2 separate regions of the Homo sapiens genome follow, and region 2 is linked to region 1. Evidence: read pairs that join two places in POLR2A ChIA-PET (ENCODE). Cell type or tissue: A673. All regions are shown on one strand. Links, peaks and the distances in the headings refer to the core of each region. The heading gives the core; the rest is flanking DNA.

Region 1 (7,884 bases), core at 2,060-6,059:
GAGATTTGTTGAGTATCTACCAAGTGCCTAGCGCTGTTCTTGTCCCTGGGGATTCAGCCTCTGGATTGGGACCTGCAGCCCAGAGAAGGGAAATGGGGGAAATCCAAGTTCCCAGGTACATCATGATACCCTTCCAGGTGGGTAAGTGCTAAGAAGAGTGGGGCAGAGGAAGTGGTGGGTAGTGACGGGGTGGACAGACCTCACTTTCTAGAGGATGACAGCTATGCCAGCTCAGTGTGACCAGGATGGTTGGCTTCAATGCTGTCAGTGTGGGAAGGGCTTTTAGGGAGGCAGAGCCGGGAAGACCTCAGTGGGGGAGGCAGGATGCTGGGGGTGGGGGAAGATGCCAGACAAGCTGGGAGGTCCGGATGGGAAGAAGGGGATCATGGTAGGTAAAATAACAGCCCCCCTAAATATGTTCACATCTAGCCAGGTGCTGTGGCTCATGCCTATAATCCCAGCACTTTGGGAGGCCAAGGTGGGAGGATTGCTTGGGTCCAGGAGTTTGACACTGACACCAGCCTGAGCAACATAGTGAGACCCTGTTTCTACAACAAATAAATTAGCCGGACATGGTGGCTCAAGCCTGTAGTCCCAGGTACTCTGGAGGCTTAGGTAGGAGAATTGCTTGAACCTGGGAGGTTAAGGCTGCAGTGAGCTGTGATCACGCCACTGCACTCCAGCCTGGGCAATAGAGCAAAAACCCATGTAAAAAAAAAAAAAGAAAAGAAAAAAAGCCCACATCCGAACCTGTGTAATCTATGAATATGTTTTGTTACATGAGAAATGGAAATGAAAATTGCCAATGAGGGCTGGGCGCCGTGGCTCATGCCTGTAATCCCAGCACTTTGGGAGGTCAAGGCAGGTGGATCACGAGGTCAGGAGATCGAGACCATCCTGGCTAATATGGTGAAATCCCGTCTCTACTAAAAATACAAAAAAAAAAAAAAATTAGCCGAGCATGGTGGCAGGCACCTGCAGTCCCAGCTACTCGGGCGCCTGTAGTCCCAGCTACTCAGGAGGCTGAGGCAGGAGAATGGCATGAACCTGGGAGGCGGAGCTTGTAGTGAGCCGAGATCGCACCACTGCACTCCAGCCTGGGCGACAGAGCGAGACTCCGTCTCAAAAAAAAAAAAAAGAAAAAAAAGAAAATTGCCAATGAAATTATGGTTGCAAATCAGCTGACTTTAAAATAGCTTATGCTGAAGTATCTGGGTGGGCCAGTGTAATAACAAGGGTTTTTAAAAGTAGAAGCAGGAGACAGAGAAAGAGATGTGATAGGCCGGGCGTGGTGGCTCACGACTCACGCCTGTAATCCCAGCACTTTGGGAGGCTGAGACGGGTGGATCACAAGGTCAGGAGTTCAAGACCATCCTGGCTAACACGGTGAAACCCCGTCTCTACTAAAAATACAAAAAATTAGCTGGGTGTGGTGACACGTGCCTGTAGTCCCAGCTACTTGGGGGGCTGAGGCAGGAAAATCGCTTGAACCTGGGAGACAGAGGTTGCAGTGAGTCGAGATTGTGCCATTGCACTCTAGCTGGAGTGACACAGCGAGACTCCGTCTCAAAAAAAAAAGAGAGAGATGTGATGACTGAAGGGCCAGAGAAATGATGTGTTGCTGCCTTTGAAGATGGAGGCAGAGGCCCCAAACCAAGGAACTGCTTCAGAAGCTGGAAAATACAAGGAAACAGGTTCTACCCTATCTACCCTAGAGGCTCCAGAAGGAACACAGCCCTGCCCTCACCTCCTCACCTTGATCTTAGCTCAGTGAGACTCACACATTGGCCTTTTTTTTTTTTTTTTTTTGAGATAGAGTCTTGCTCTATTGCCCAGGCTGGAGTGCAGTGGTGCAACCTCGGCTCACTGCAACCTCCATCTCCTAGGTTCAAGCGATTCTCCTGCCTCAGCCTCCCGAGTAGCTGGGGTTACAGACGCCCGCCACCATGCCTGGCTAATTTTTGTATTTTTAGTATAGATAGGGTTTCACCATGTTGGCCAGGCTGCTCTCAAACTCCTGACCTCAAGTGATCCACCCACCTTGGCCTCCCAAAGTGCTGGGATTATAGGCATGAGCCACCTCGCTCAGCCCCATGTTGACCTTCTAACCTATAGAACTGTAAGATCACGAATTTCTGTTGTTTTAAGCCACCTATTCCATGATAATTTGTTGTAGCAGTGATAGAAAACGAATCCAAGGAGGTTCAGGTTTTAATCTTGAGTGTGCCCTCAACTCTGCAGGGAGTATTGGTCAGGTGGATTCTGCCAGGAATGGCCTGGCAGCTTGGAGGAAAACAGGCCTGGACCATTGAGTAAGTGGCAATGATGGCCCTGGGCCAAGCTGTGGTAGGGGTGAGTAAAGGGTGTGCCTCTCCCCATTCTTGCCATGGGACTTTGCCAGGCCGCCCTGTGCCCTTTACCCATTGCTTCATGTTCCTGAATTCTTTACATCCTCCTGGGGGTGCCTAGTGACGTGGCCAGAGCCTGAATCACGATCCCCATTTTACAGATGGGAACTAAAGCTCAGGGCACCGACAGTGATTTGCTGAGCCTAGAAGTGGCAAGGCATGTGGGCTCTGGCCCCTCCTTCTCTCAGGCTTCTAACCCCACAGGCATCATTCCTGCCCATCCCCAGGACACAGCTCTCAGAGAGGAGGGGCAGCTGAGTGCCTTGAGCCCCGGCCTCTGAGCCATCAGTCAGATTCTGAGCTGTCTCTGCTGCTGCTTTGCTCTGTGGCCACAGGCAAAGGACCTTCCCTTCCAGAGTCTCCTTGCCTATAATATGGGGTAGTAGCATCAGGTCAGGCAAGTCCCAAACCAGATAAGGGATGGACATGCATGTATTTTGTTCATGGGAATACGCAGCCCCTCAGGTGGCATTGTTTCACGGACACATTAGACAAGAGCTTTGGGGCCTGGCCAGCTGGCTGTGCTGCTTGATCGGAATGGCTGTAATGATGAAGCCACCTAAGCCTGCGGGAATGAGGCTCAGGCCAAGCCCTCATCCCCTGCCCATCTGCTGAGAGTCCTCCATTGGGGGGTAGCGGTCAGGGAAGGGTCAGGCACTCCATTCAGAGCTGGGGACAAAACAGAGTTACAGGGATGGAAGATGGAGAAACAAAGCCTCTCACCCAAGGCCACACACAGCTGGGGACCAACCCCGGAGCTCTTTGAAGAAGTTCTGTGGGGGGTGGGTGATTAGGGGTCCCTCGGGTAGGGATAGAGAGCAGCAGAGCCCGCAAACCTGGTCCAAGCTCCTGCTTTCCTCCCTGAGCCTTCCAACCAGGACTAGAAATGCTATCTGCACTCTGGGGACTGTTTTCAACCCACCTGGATGTGACGTGTTCCGCCCAGTGCCAGTCCCCTTGCCGCTCAATCCACTCCTGCTGTCATTCAGAGCAGGGGGCCCGACCAAGTCCACATCGCAGGAGTGATCGGCGCCTGGCCCTGGGTTCTGCGCTGTGCAAGCATGCAGGGAGGGCGCTTCCTTCTCCCCATTCACAGATGTGGTTGTCACTTGGCTGGGGCCCAGGGGATCCCTGAGGAGGTTCTGCTGAATGGACAGGATCTTTGTGTGCACACCCAGCATCGCCATGGGAGCCCTGCCATTCATAAGGCCATGTATAAAACAGGATTTCATTTACTAAACTTGGCTTTTTTGTGCAAGTTCTCAGGCTATATGTAGGGGCCTGGGGTGTGGGTAGGGAGGCTGGAATAGCCTGAGCCACGGGGAAGCGTGGCCTGCATTTTGACCCAAGACACTCAGGCCAAGCGCTGCATCCCCCAGCCTGGACCCTAGGGTCTGATGCCTCAGCCAGGGCCTGGACTGTCCTGGACAGAAGGGCTCCTGGACACCCTGCTACCTCAGGGGCAGGATCCAAAAGGGCATCTGGGGCTGGATGTGGTGGCTCACACCTGTCATCCCAGCACTTTGGGAGGCTGAGGTGGGCGGATCAACTGAGGTCAGGAGTTCGAGACCAGCCTGGTCAACATGGTGAAACCCCGTCTCTACTAAAAATACAAAAATTAGCCAGGCGTGGTGGCACACGCCTGTAGTCCCAGCTACTTGGGAGACTGAGGCAGAAGAATTGCTTGAGCCTGGGAGGCAGGGGTTGCAGTGACCAAGACTGTACCACTGCACTCTAGCCTGGGTGACACAGCAAGACTCCATCTCAAAAAAAAAAAAAAAAGGCCGGGCGCGGTGGCTCACGCCTATAATCCCAGCACCTTGGGAGGCTGAGGCAGGCCGATCACGAGGTGAGGAGATTGAGATCATCCTGGCTAACACGGTGAAACCCCGTCTCTACTAAAAATACAAAAAATTAGCCTGGCATGGTGGCGGGTGCCTGTAGTCCCAGCTACTTGGGAGGCTGAGGCAGGAGAATGGCATGAACCCAGGAGGCGGAGCTTGCAGTGAGCTGAGATCACGCCACTGCCCTCCAGCTTGGGCGACAGTGCGCGACTCCGTCTAAGAAAATAAAAATTAAAATTAAAAAAAAAACAAAAGGGCATTTGGGAGGGGCAGAGCAGGCCACGATGGAGAAACACCCAGAGCAGGGTATTTGGCTTCTGTCTCCTCAGCCTGGAGCCTCTCCCTTGTCCTGAGATGGGCCCAATAGGCTCCCCAACCAACCCCACAGCCACCTCCCCGACTGTGATCACTACACAGGGACTGACTCAGCCCTTCCTTCCCCTCCCAGCCTCTCCTTCCTGGAAATTGCCATCACCAGCGGCCATAGCACCCCCATGGGACCTGGGGGATGGAGTTGGAAGCCCCCTCCGGCAACACTGGCCAGATTGGAGAGACCAGCAGGGAAGCTCCCTCCTACCCCCAGGGAGGCTGAAGCCAGCTCTCCATGGGCACGAAACCTGGAACCCAGGACCCTGGGGGGCAGGTGAGATGACAGGGACTTGGGGTCTGGGAGCAGAGTCACAGGGAAGAGTGGCATCTAGGGGAGGCGCATCTTGGGGGTGCATCTAGGGGAGGTGCTAAGAAGTGACAGGGGTCTCTGGAGGTGCCCCAGTCCCTCTGCTGGGATGCAGGGTGGCAGGGAGCTGAGAAGGTGCTCAGCCACCCTCTGGAAGCTTCTGACGTCCCAGCCTAAGCTCAGCCTGCAGGGCCCTGTGGCCTGAGCCAACCCCAGACCTGGGTTGGATTTTTTCCTTGTTTCTTGCTTCCTTCCTCCCCTGGACTCCTGCCAACTCCAGCCCTGCCCTCCTCGCTCTTCACCCCACTTCAGAGAACTGTGACCCACTGGAGGCTGGGATTTGAGATGAGAGGTCACCCTCGGAGTTGGCTCCAGCTGCTGCCTCTGCCTGGGACCCCTCCTTGGGAGTTGGGTGGCAGGGCCTTGCTGGGGGCACTTCCCTTCGCATCTGGATTTTGGCCTCGGGCCCAGGGCTATGGGGGTTTCCAGAGTGGTGACAGCCTTGTCCTAGCAGGGACCAGCCCAAGCACTTCCTCCCAGAGCCCTCTGGGAGCGTCCCAGCCCCAAGGCTGTCATTTTGTCGTAGGGAGTAAATTGTGGAGTCAGCAGAGGCTGTCTTCCACACTTTCTGTGCCTTCCAGGTATCCTGTCATTCCTCATTCTGAAAACCTAGGCTTGCATCTCTCTTGTGCCTAGGGCTATGCTGGACTAGAGAAGACACAGGTGGCCAAAGCTGGACCCAGCCCTCAGGGAACAGATAACCTGCGTGAGAAACAAATAATTGATTCTGCCCTTTATCCCTCCCGGGCCAGCACGGAGGGGTTCAGCCAATGACTGGGAATTGAATGAAAAACCAAAGAGAACAGCCATGAGATCTGTCTGCTATGGGTGGGAAAGCAGATGGGAGAGTGAGAAGGGCTTCAAGGAGAAGGTGATATGTGAACAGGGCATAAATGGATGAATAGGAGTTTGCCAGGCACAGAAAGGGAAGGACATTCCAGGGGAAGCAGGCAGAGGCCTGGCAAGGCAAAGGCCAGGAGGATTGCAAGTAAAGTCATGGTATGAGCAGAAAACAAGAGAGGTCCAGTTGCCCATGGCATAGGAGAGGGGACAGGCCAAGAGGGTAGTGGGTAAGCACTGTTTTCCCTGCCCAGCATCCATCTCTCACTCTGGTGACTGTCCCTCAGTTTTCTAGTCTCCAGTGTGACTGGCCCCCAACCCTCAAGCTCTAAAAGTGGGTTTGAGTCCTGTGCCTAGCCAGTCTGAGTCATGGGAATGGCTCCAGCATATGACATCAGAGAGCATCAGCCCAGGAACTTGATGGGACTGTTAGGGTCACAAATGTCAAGATGCCAGCCCAGAGCTGCTGGTGGCCAGCTCTGCCACCCTAAGGGGGGAGCCTGCCTAAGAATAAGGCCAACATAGAAGAAAACAGCACCAAGAGAATGAATCTCAATGACATTGCCTGTGCTCCTGGATCCAGTCATGCCTGAAGCAGTTTCTATTCTACGAGCCAACAAATTCCAGTTTTGGCTTAATACAGTTAGGGTTGGGTCTGTCACTTGCCACTGAGAATGAAGGGCCCATTGCAGAATAGCTAAAGGCAGGTGATCACTCATGAGAGTTGCCGAGTGCTGTGGGAAAGGCAACGATGATCTGTGTGTAGAGGTACAACACCATCAGAACTGCATTTTCTTTCATTTAAATTACTTTTTGAGGCCGGGTGCGGTGGCTCACGCCTGTAATCCCAGCACTTTGGGAGGCCAAGGCGGGTGGATCAGCTGAGGTTAGGAGTTCGAGACCAGCCTGGGGAACATGGTGAAAACCCGTCTCTACTAAAAATACAAAAATTAGCGAGGCGTGGTGGCACGTGCCTGTAGTCGCAGCTACTCAGGAGGCTGAGGCAGGAGAATCACTTGAGCCTGGGAGGCGGAGGTTGCAGTGAGCCAAGATTGTGCCACTGCACTCCAGCCTAGGCGACAGAGTGAGACTCTGTCTCAAAATAATAAAATAATAATAATAATAATAATAATTACTTTTTGATTAGGTAATGCTCTTTCTTTTCTTTTTCTTTCTTTGAGATAGGGTCTTGCTGTATCGCTGGAATGCAGCGGCGTGATCACTGCTCACTGCAGCCTCAACTTCCTGGGCCCAAGCAATCCTCCTGAGTAGCTGTGACCACAGGCACATGCCATTTGCTAATCTTTGTATTTTTTGTAGAGACGGGTTTTCGCCATGTTGTCCAGGCTGGTCTTGAACTCCTGGGCTCAAGCAATTCATCTGCCTCGGCCTCCCAAAGTGCTGGGGTTATAAGGGTGAGCCAAAGCGCCTGGCTGAGGTAATGCTTTCATGTGATTCAGAATTCAGAAGTTGGCTGGATATGGTGGCTCACACCTGTAATCCCAACAGTTTGGGAGGCCAAGGTAGGGGGTGGGGTGCGGATCACCTGAGGTCGGGAGTTCGAGACCAGCCTGGCCCACATGGCAAAACCTCGTCTCTCCTAAAAATACAGAAATTAGCCAGGCATGGTGGTGGGTGCCTGTAATCCCAGCTACTCAGGAGGCTGAGGCAGGAGAGTCGCTTGAACCTGGGAGGCGAAGGTTGTGGTGAGCCAAGATCACACCACTGTACTGGGTGCCTGAGCGACAGAGTGAAACTCCATCTCAAAAAGAAAAAAAAAAGAAAGAAAGAAAAAGAAATTCTGAAGTCCTAAGAGGCAAGAAGTCTCATCCCTGTCCCCCAGGGACAGTTCTCCATTCTGCTATAGCCAACTGGTGTTATCAGTTTCTTGTAAACACTTCTAGGGATATTCTTGCATGAACGAGCAGGGCCCCTCTCATTTTTTTTTTTTTTAACACAAATGTCAATATTTAGACAAGTAGAGTTCCAAAGTACTGCAGGCCCTGGTGGTAGCTGGCGGAGGGCCGTCCTGCTCGGGACTGTGAGAAGCCCTTTC
Region 2 (7,248 bases), core at 1,162-5,161, 69 kb after region 1:
GGGGAGTCACATTCCACCTCTGCTCCAAGCTGTTGGAAGACTAATCTTGGCAAAACGGCAAGCTGCCATGCTTCCTGCCCAGACTGTGATAGTCTTGTTTCTTCCCTATATTGTGCCTTTCTTTGGGCTGTAGGGGACTGAGAATTGATCTTGTTGGATTATCTGGTAACTCCAGGAAGAAGGGATCAGACAAGAAAATTTGGCCAAGACAACCCAATGGGCCAAGATTCGAATCCCTTATAAATCTAATCTGAATTCCAGTGAAGGTTAAGGTCAGGGATACATGGCCAACACCTGGGCTGGAAATAGATCTGAGGCCAGCGGGATGCTGTGCCAAACTAGGCCTTCTCCTCTCTGTAATCCCAGCATTTGGGGAAGCTGAGGCCAGAGGATTGCTTTAGGCCAAGAGTTCAAAGCCAGCCAGGGCAACAAAGCAAGACCCTATTGCTATGAAATAAAAAAAATAGCTGATCATAGTGGCACACACCTGAAGAAGGCTTCTGGGGAAAAGAACCATATCCCAGTTCTGCAAAGTGGTATTGCTAGGAATGCAAACAACGCACAAAGGTCTCCATCTATTGCGGGAGTCTGTTTTGATCATTTCTTCATCAACTATTTATTAAACATGCAGCTTCTGCAAGGCCACTATGAGGGGCTGCTGGAGCTACAAAGGTAGGCAAGAATGCCTGCTATGGAGACATTTTCCTGTCAAGGAGGTAAGACACACACACACGGGGGAAAGAGCTTTAATCCCATAAGGCAGAAGAGTATTTACTCTTTCCGGGTGAGTGGAATAGAATGAGTTCTCCACGTTTCTCAAGGATGAGTGGGGCTATTCCAGGGACAACCCTTTGGCAGAGATATCACCCTAACCCTGCAAAGACACAGCATTCTCAAGTGGAACAAGAATAAACAGTGATATGATTTGGCTCTGTGTCCCCACCCAAATCTCATGTTTAATTGTAATCCCCGGTGTTGGAGGTGGGGCCTAGTGCAAGGTGCTTGGATACTGCGGATGGTTTCTAATGGTTTGGCACCACCCCCCTAGTGCTGTCTCGTGATAAAGAGTTCTCACGAGATCTGGCTGTTGTAAAGTGTGCGGCACCTTCCCCTTCACTTTCTCTCTCTCCTGCCAGCCATGTGAAGACGTGCTTGCTTCCTCTTTGCCTTCTGCAATGATTGTAAGTTTCCTGAGGCCTCCCAGCCATGCTTCCTGTACAATCTGCAGAACTGTGAGTCAATTAAACCTCTTTTCCTTGTAAATGACCCAGTCTCAGGTAGTTCTTTATAGGAGTGCAAGAATGGACTAATACAGAGACATTTTAAGGGGCAGATTGGGGATGGGAAAGGAAAACAGTCTCTCCTTTGGTCCCTGGGACTGGCTTCTCCTGGCTTTCTATGCATTTGTAACACAGATTGGCTGTTTCTGGTGGGGTTTCCCTCCAAGCAGCCCTGGCTTGTGGGTGGCTGTCTATAGGAGCCATGATGTTTTCAGCGACCTTTCCTCCAGTTCAGCACCAGTGTCCCCAGGGGCTCCTGGGAGAAGCCCCCAGGGGGCCGTCTGGACATCGGCTCAGGTGCTGCTAGCAAGCACCAGGTTCCAGGCAGCTTAGATGGTCTCTTTGAGGGGAGATGCTCTCAGCTGCTGAAGAGAAATTTCTTCACTCTTCTCTTCTACATGTTTCTTGGAAGAGCCTTCTTTGACCCTGTAGAAATGAAAAGGCAGAAGGCAGTGGTGAGGGGCAGGTGGTGTGCATGTCATGGGGAGGGTGGTGCCATATGCACAGGGTGCAGCTCCACCCTCCTGAAGCCAGAAGGGAGGTGGATGCTGCAGTGGCCCCTCCTCTGGATTCTCTTGGGCACCCTGGTGGCCACCCTCCTATTGTTCCTCCAGCTCCCTCCTTGCTCTATCCCTGGGGTCTTGCAGCTGGCAGAGGCTGGCCTGTCTGGAAACAGACTTGGGAGAGCTGCAGGGTCAAGAAGTTCAACAAAGAGTCTTACAGATGAGGACCTAGAGGGTGGACACATGCCCAAGGTCACTTGGCTGGAGAACAGGGGCCAGCAGACACCCCCAGCGACTGGGCACTATTAGCACCCTTCTTCTCCCACCCCAGGAGGCAGGGAGGGACAAAGATTAGGGCTCTGAGCCACTCCTGCCCTGCCCTGGTTGGCTCTTGAAGAAGTCAGGGGAGGTTGAGGGTGGTGGGGGGCTTGCCTGGACTTTGAGGCCCCCTCAGTCCCAAATAGCCTGAGGCTACCCCACTGGCTTTCTATCACTTGACAAGATCCAATTTTGCCTTTTTTGATGGGGGGGTAGAAATGGGGGTCTTGCTATGTTGCCCAGGCTGGTCTTGAACTCCGGGGCTCAAGCAATCCTTCCGCCTCAACCTCTCAACGTGCTGGGATTACAGGTATGAGCCACCATGCCTGGCCTATCGCCTTAAAAAAGAACCCTCTAGTCTTTGAAATGATTTATGTTCTAATTCCTTCCATTTATTTTTATTTTTGTATTGTGGACACTGATAACTGTTTTCCCACGGAATTATCTTAGTTTTTTTAATCCTCTTTTTTTTTTTTTTTTTTGAGACGAAGTCTTGCTCTGTCGCCCAAGCTGGAGTGCAGTGGTGCAATCTTGGCTCACTGCAACCTCTGCCTCCTGGGTTCAAGCGATTCTCCTGCCTCAGCCTCCTGAGTAGCTGGGACTACAGGCGTGCCACCATGCCCGGCTAATTTTTGTATTTTTAGTAGAGACAGGGTTTCACTATGTTGGCTAGGTTGGTCTCGAACTCCTGACCTCATGATCCACCTGCCTCTGCCTCCCAAAGTGCTGGGATTACAGGTGTGAGCCACCGCGCCTGGGCTGTTATCCTCTTGTTTTAATCGTTTCATATCTTGCCCATTTCTCCTGTCTACTTTAAGCTGTTTCCATTTTTGGATTTTTTCCAGCATTCATACTGTTTTATCTATGTTTCTATCCTTGCTTTTTAACTCTTCTATTTATAATATTTTAGTCGATTGGCTTAATCTTCCCAACTCCCCCACCCCAACCCCACTGAGATGGAGTCTTGCTCTGTCGCCCAGGCTGGAGTGCAGTGGTGCGATCTCGGCTCACTGCAACCTCCACCTCCCGGGTTCAAACGATTCTCCTGCCCCAGCCTCCTAAGTAGCTGGGATTACAGGCACCCACCACCACACCTGGCTAATTTTGTATTTTTTTTTTTATATATAAACTAGAGGTTTATTTTTCTCTACTTAAAAAAGTCTGGAATTAGGTAGTCCAGGGATGTTGACAAATTCATCACGCACTTCCTCCTTTCTTCTCCACCATTCTTAGCACATGGCTTCCTTTCTTTTTTTTTTTTTTCTTTTTTTTTTTCTTTTTTAATTTATTTTTTTATTGATAATACTTGGGTGTTTCTCACAGAGGGGGATTTGGCAGGGTCATGGGACAATAGTGGAGGGAAGGTCAGCAGATAAACAAGTGAACAAAGGTCTCTGGTTTTCCTAGGCAGAGGAACCTGCGGCCTTCCGCAGTGTTTGTGTCCCTGATTACTTGAGATTAGGGATTGGTGATGACTCTTAACGAGCATGCTGCCTTCAAGCATCTGTTTAACAAAGCACATCTTGCACCGCCCTTAATCCATTTAACCCTGAGTGGACACAGCACATGTTTCAGAGAGCACAGGGTTGGGGGTAAGGTCACAGATCAACAAGATCCCAAGGCAGAAGAATTTTTCTTAGTGCAGAACAAAATGAAAAGTCTCCCATGTCTACTTCTTTCTACACAGACACGGCAACCATCCGATTTCTCAATCTTTTCCCCACCTTTCCCGCCTTTCTATTCCACAAAGCCGCCATTGTCATCCTGGCCCGTTCTCAATGAGCTGTTGGGCACACCTCCCAGACGGGGTGGTGGCCGGGCAGAGGGGCTCCTCACTTCCCAGTCGGGGCGGCCGGGCAGAGGCACCCCTCACCTCCCAGACGGGGCGGCTGGCTGGGCAGGGGGCTGACCCCCCAACCTCCCTTCCGGACGGGGCGGCTGGCCGGGCGGGGGGCTGACCCCCCCACCTCCCTCCCGGACGGGGCGGCTGGCCGGGCAGGGGGGGCTGACCCCCCCCGACCTCCCTCCTGGACGGGGCGGCTGGCCGGGCGGGGGGCTGACCCCCCCCACCTCCCTCCCGGACGGGGTGGCTGCCGGGCGGAGACGCTCCTCACTTCCCAGATGGGGTGGCTGCCGGGCGGAGAGGCTCCTCACTTCTCAGACGGGGCAGCTGCCGGGCGGAGGGGCTCCTCACTTCTCAGACGGGGTGGTTGCCAGGCAGAGGGTCTCCTCACTTCTTAGACGGGGCGGCCGGGCAGAGACGCTCCTCACCTCCCAGACGGGGTCGCGGCCGGGCAGAGGCGCTCCTCACATCCCAGATGGGGTGGCGGGGCAGAGGCGCTCCCCACATCTCAGATGATGGGCGGCTGGGCAGAGACGCTCCTCACTTCCTAGATGTGATGGCGGCCAGGAAGAGGCGCTCCTCACTTCCTAGATGGGATGGCGGCCGGGCTGAGACGCTCCTCACTTTCCAGACTAGGCAGCCAGGCAGAGGGGCTCCTCACTTCCCAGACGATGGGCGGCCAGGCAGAGACACTGCTCACTTCCCAGACGGGGTGGTGGCCAGGCAGAGGCTGCAATCTCGGCACTTTGGGAGGCCAAGGCAGGCGGCTGGGAGGTGTAGGTTGTAGCGAGCCGAGATCACGCCACTGCACTCCAGCCTGGGCACCATTGAGCACTGAGTGAACGAGACTCCGTCTGCAATCCCGGCACCTCGGGAGGCCGAGGCTGGCGGATCACTCGCGGTTAGGGGCTGGAGACCGGCCCGGCCAACACAGCGAAACCCCGTCTCCACCAAAACCAGTCAGGTGTGGCAGCGCGTGCCTGCAATCGCAGGCACTCGGCAGGCTGAGGCAGGAGAATCAGGCAGGGAGGTTGCAGTGAGCCGAGATGGCAGCAGTACAGTCCAGCTTCGGCTCCGCATGAGAGGGAGACTGTGGAAAGAGAGGGAGACCAGAGGGGGAGGGGGAGGGGGAGGGGGAGGGAGAGGGAGAGGGAGAGGGAGAGGGAGGGAGAGGGAGGGAGAGGGAGAGGGAGAGGGAGAATGGCTTCCTTTCTTAAGGTTACTTCATGGTCAAAGATGGCTGCTGCAGCCCTCAACGTTTTGCTTGTGTTCCCGGCAGCGGGAAGAAGGAAGTAGCAAGAGCCTAATTTTGTATTTTTAATGGAGACAGGGTTTCGCCATGTTGGCCAGGCTGGTCTCAAACTCCTGACCTTAGGTGATCCACCCACCTCAGTCTCCCAAAGTGCTGGGATTACAGGTGTGAGCCACTGCACCTGGCCCATACATGCACTTTAACACTCCGCCTCCCATACCCTCATCCTCTCCAAGCCCTGCTCAGCACCCAGATGAAGACTGTCCTCCCCCACTTGGCCTGCAGGGAATAAAGTGGACAGGGACAGGGGAAGATATGAGGCTCTCGTAGTTGTCCAGACAAGAGACAATGGTGGCTTGATATAGGGCCATGGACACAGGGCTGGAGAGAGAATGACAGATTTAAGTCTATTCTGGAGGCAGAAATGATAGGACTTGGGCTGGGCGCCGTGGCTCACGCCTGTAATCCCAGCACTTTGGGAGGCCGAGGCAGGTGGATCACAAGGTCAGGAGTTCAAGACCAGCCTGGCCAAGATGGTGAAACCCCATCTCTACTAAAAATACAAAAATTAGCTGGGCATGGTGGCGGGCGCCTGTAATCCCTGCTACTCGGGAGGCTGAGGCAGGAGAATCACTTGAACCCGGGAGGCGGAGGTTGCAGTGAGTCATGATCGCACCACCGCACTCCAGCCGGGGTGACAGAGTGAGACAATGTCTCAAAAAAAAAAAAAAAAAAAGAAAGAAAAGAAATGATAGGACTTGCCAAAGAATATATCCTTGATCTCTTGCAGTTCAGCCTTGGCCCATGGCTCAGGTTAGAGATGGAATGTTTATGGGAGTTATTTCAGGGTTGCAAACACAGCACCTATACAGGCCACTGGGTACAGATGGGTCCACCTTTGGGATCAAGCTGACCTTCAGAGAGGGTTACAGACGGGCGCGGCTACTGTTCCTGTCACCATTCCCGCAAACTAAGGGTCTTCCCTGAGCCCACTGTTGCTGAGAAATGCTGCAAGAAGCAGCCAGATCAAGTCCCCTCTTGAGTTTGTTTTAGAAACATTGTCCAGGACATTGCTGTCACCTTAGTGACCTTTCTAATGAGACCCACACTTGAAGCCAAGATGATCTTAAAAAAAAAAAGAAAAGAGGGGTGGGGGGCCAAGCAGTGAAGAGAAACCTCTCCTAGTGCTAAATGCTAAGGAAAGCTTCACTCTCCTGAGGGACTGGTATTTGTTTTCCTTTCCAAGAGCAGCCATGAATGGGGTCTCCCTTTCTGTTGTGAAGAAGCCCAGAACCAAATTTGAAGCCTGCACAGCAACCATGGGAGCCTGTCTTTGCTTCACTTTCCTCCGCTCTCCTCTCCTCACTTCTCTGCCACGTCTCACTTCCAACCCACGTGTTTCCTTGTTCACGGTTTATTCTTTTCTACCTTCGTGATTGGGTCTGTTCTTGGGGAAAGCTAAGCCAGTGCAGATGGAGGTGGGGGAGGCATCTCACAGCTCTGGTGCATCTGGCCAGGACATTTCCGATACGCAGGAGTGGGGAGGGCACCCCATTTGCCCCCCAGTTATTTCCTGTAACTTTCGGCCTCTTGGTGCTGGAGGCCCCTCACCTCCTCTCCATGGCTGCGATGGTCTCCACCAGGGGCATGTTGCGGGTCTCGGTCAGGACGCAGACGGCCAGCCCAGCCAGGATTGCGGTGGCCCCAAAGCTCACGGGTGGCAGGATGGTGCTGTATTCCCCAAGTGTGGTAACCAGGGGCGCCGTCAGGCCCCCGAGGCGGGCGTGGACAGAGGCAAAGCCCATCCCCATCTGCCTGTGGGAGGTGTGTGGATGGGGATGGGTCAGTGCAGCAACCTGCACCCCTAGGGGCCCAAGAGGGCCACGCCCTGAGTGTCAGAGGACAGGGCAGGAGGGACCAGGGGTCCTGCCTCGGTGAGCCCAACAGGTCTCAACCTGCAGCATCTCCCCCCATGCACCCACCTGATCTCCGTGGGGTACAGCTCGCCGGTAAACAGGTACACACAGATGAAGGAGCTGGCCAGGCAGCCTT

The links. ChIA-PET counts read pairs that join two places held together with the same protein. Peaks named below come from ENCODE experiments on the same cell type or tissue, not always from the same donor. Only the 100,000 strongest peaks of a DNase experiment are listed, where the experiment ranks them.
Region 2: POLR2A ChIA-PET joins it to region 1 with 9 read pairs; 6 of 35 experiments call an interaction of 5 or more read pairs at or near these places.

Annotation. Positions count from the first base shown.
Region 1 is chr11:65,306,024-65,313,907 of GRCh38, reverse strand. It overlaps LOC105369344 (a long non-coding RNA gene), which reads left to right. Exons shown (of 3, transcript XR_007062727.1): 1 at 1-137; 2 at 4,701-4,895. Among named protein-coding and RNA genes, the nearest start is that of CDC42EP2, 4.9 kb to the left of the region's middle. RefSeq lists enhancers at 2,725-3,332, 3,333-3,940. In A673, for the core only: no CTCF peak of the experiment used is centred there; a DNase peak (open chromatin) is centred at 3,577.
Region 2 is chr11:65,236,448-65,243,695 of GRCh38, reverse strand. It overlaps the pseudogene SLC22A20P. Among named protein-coding and RNA genes, the nearest start is that of POLA2, 22 kb to the left of the region's middle. RefSeq lists a silencer at 1,031-1,231. In A673, for the core only: no CTCF peak of the experiment used is centred there; no DNase peak of the experiment used is centred there.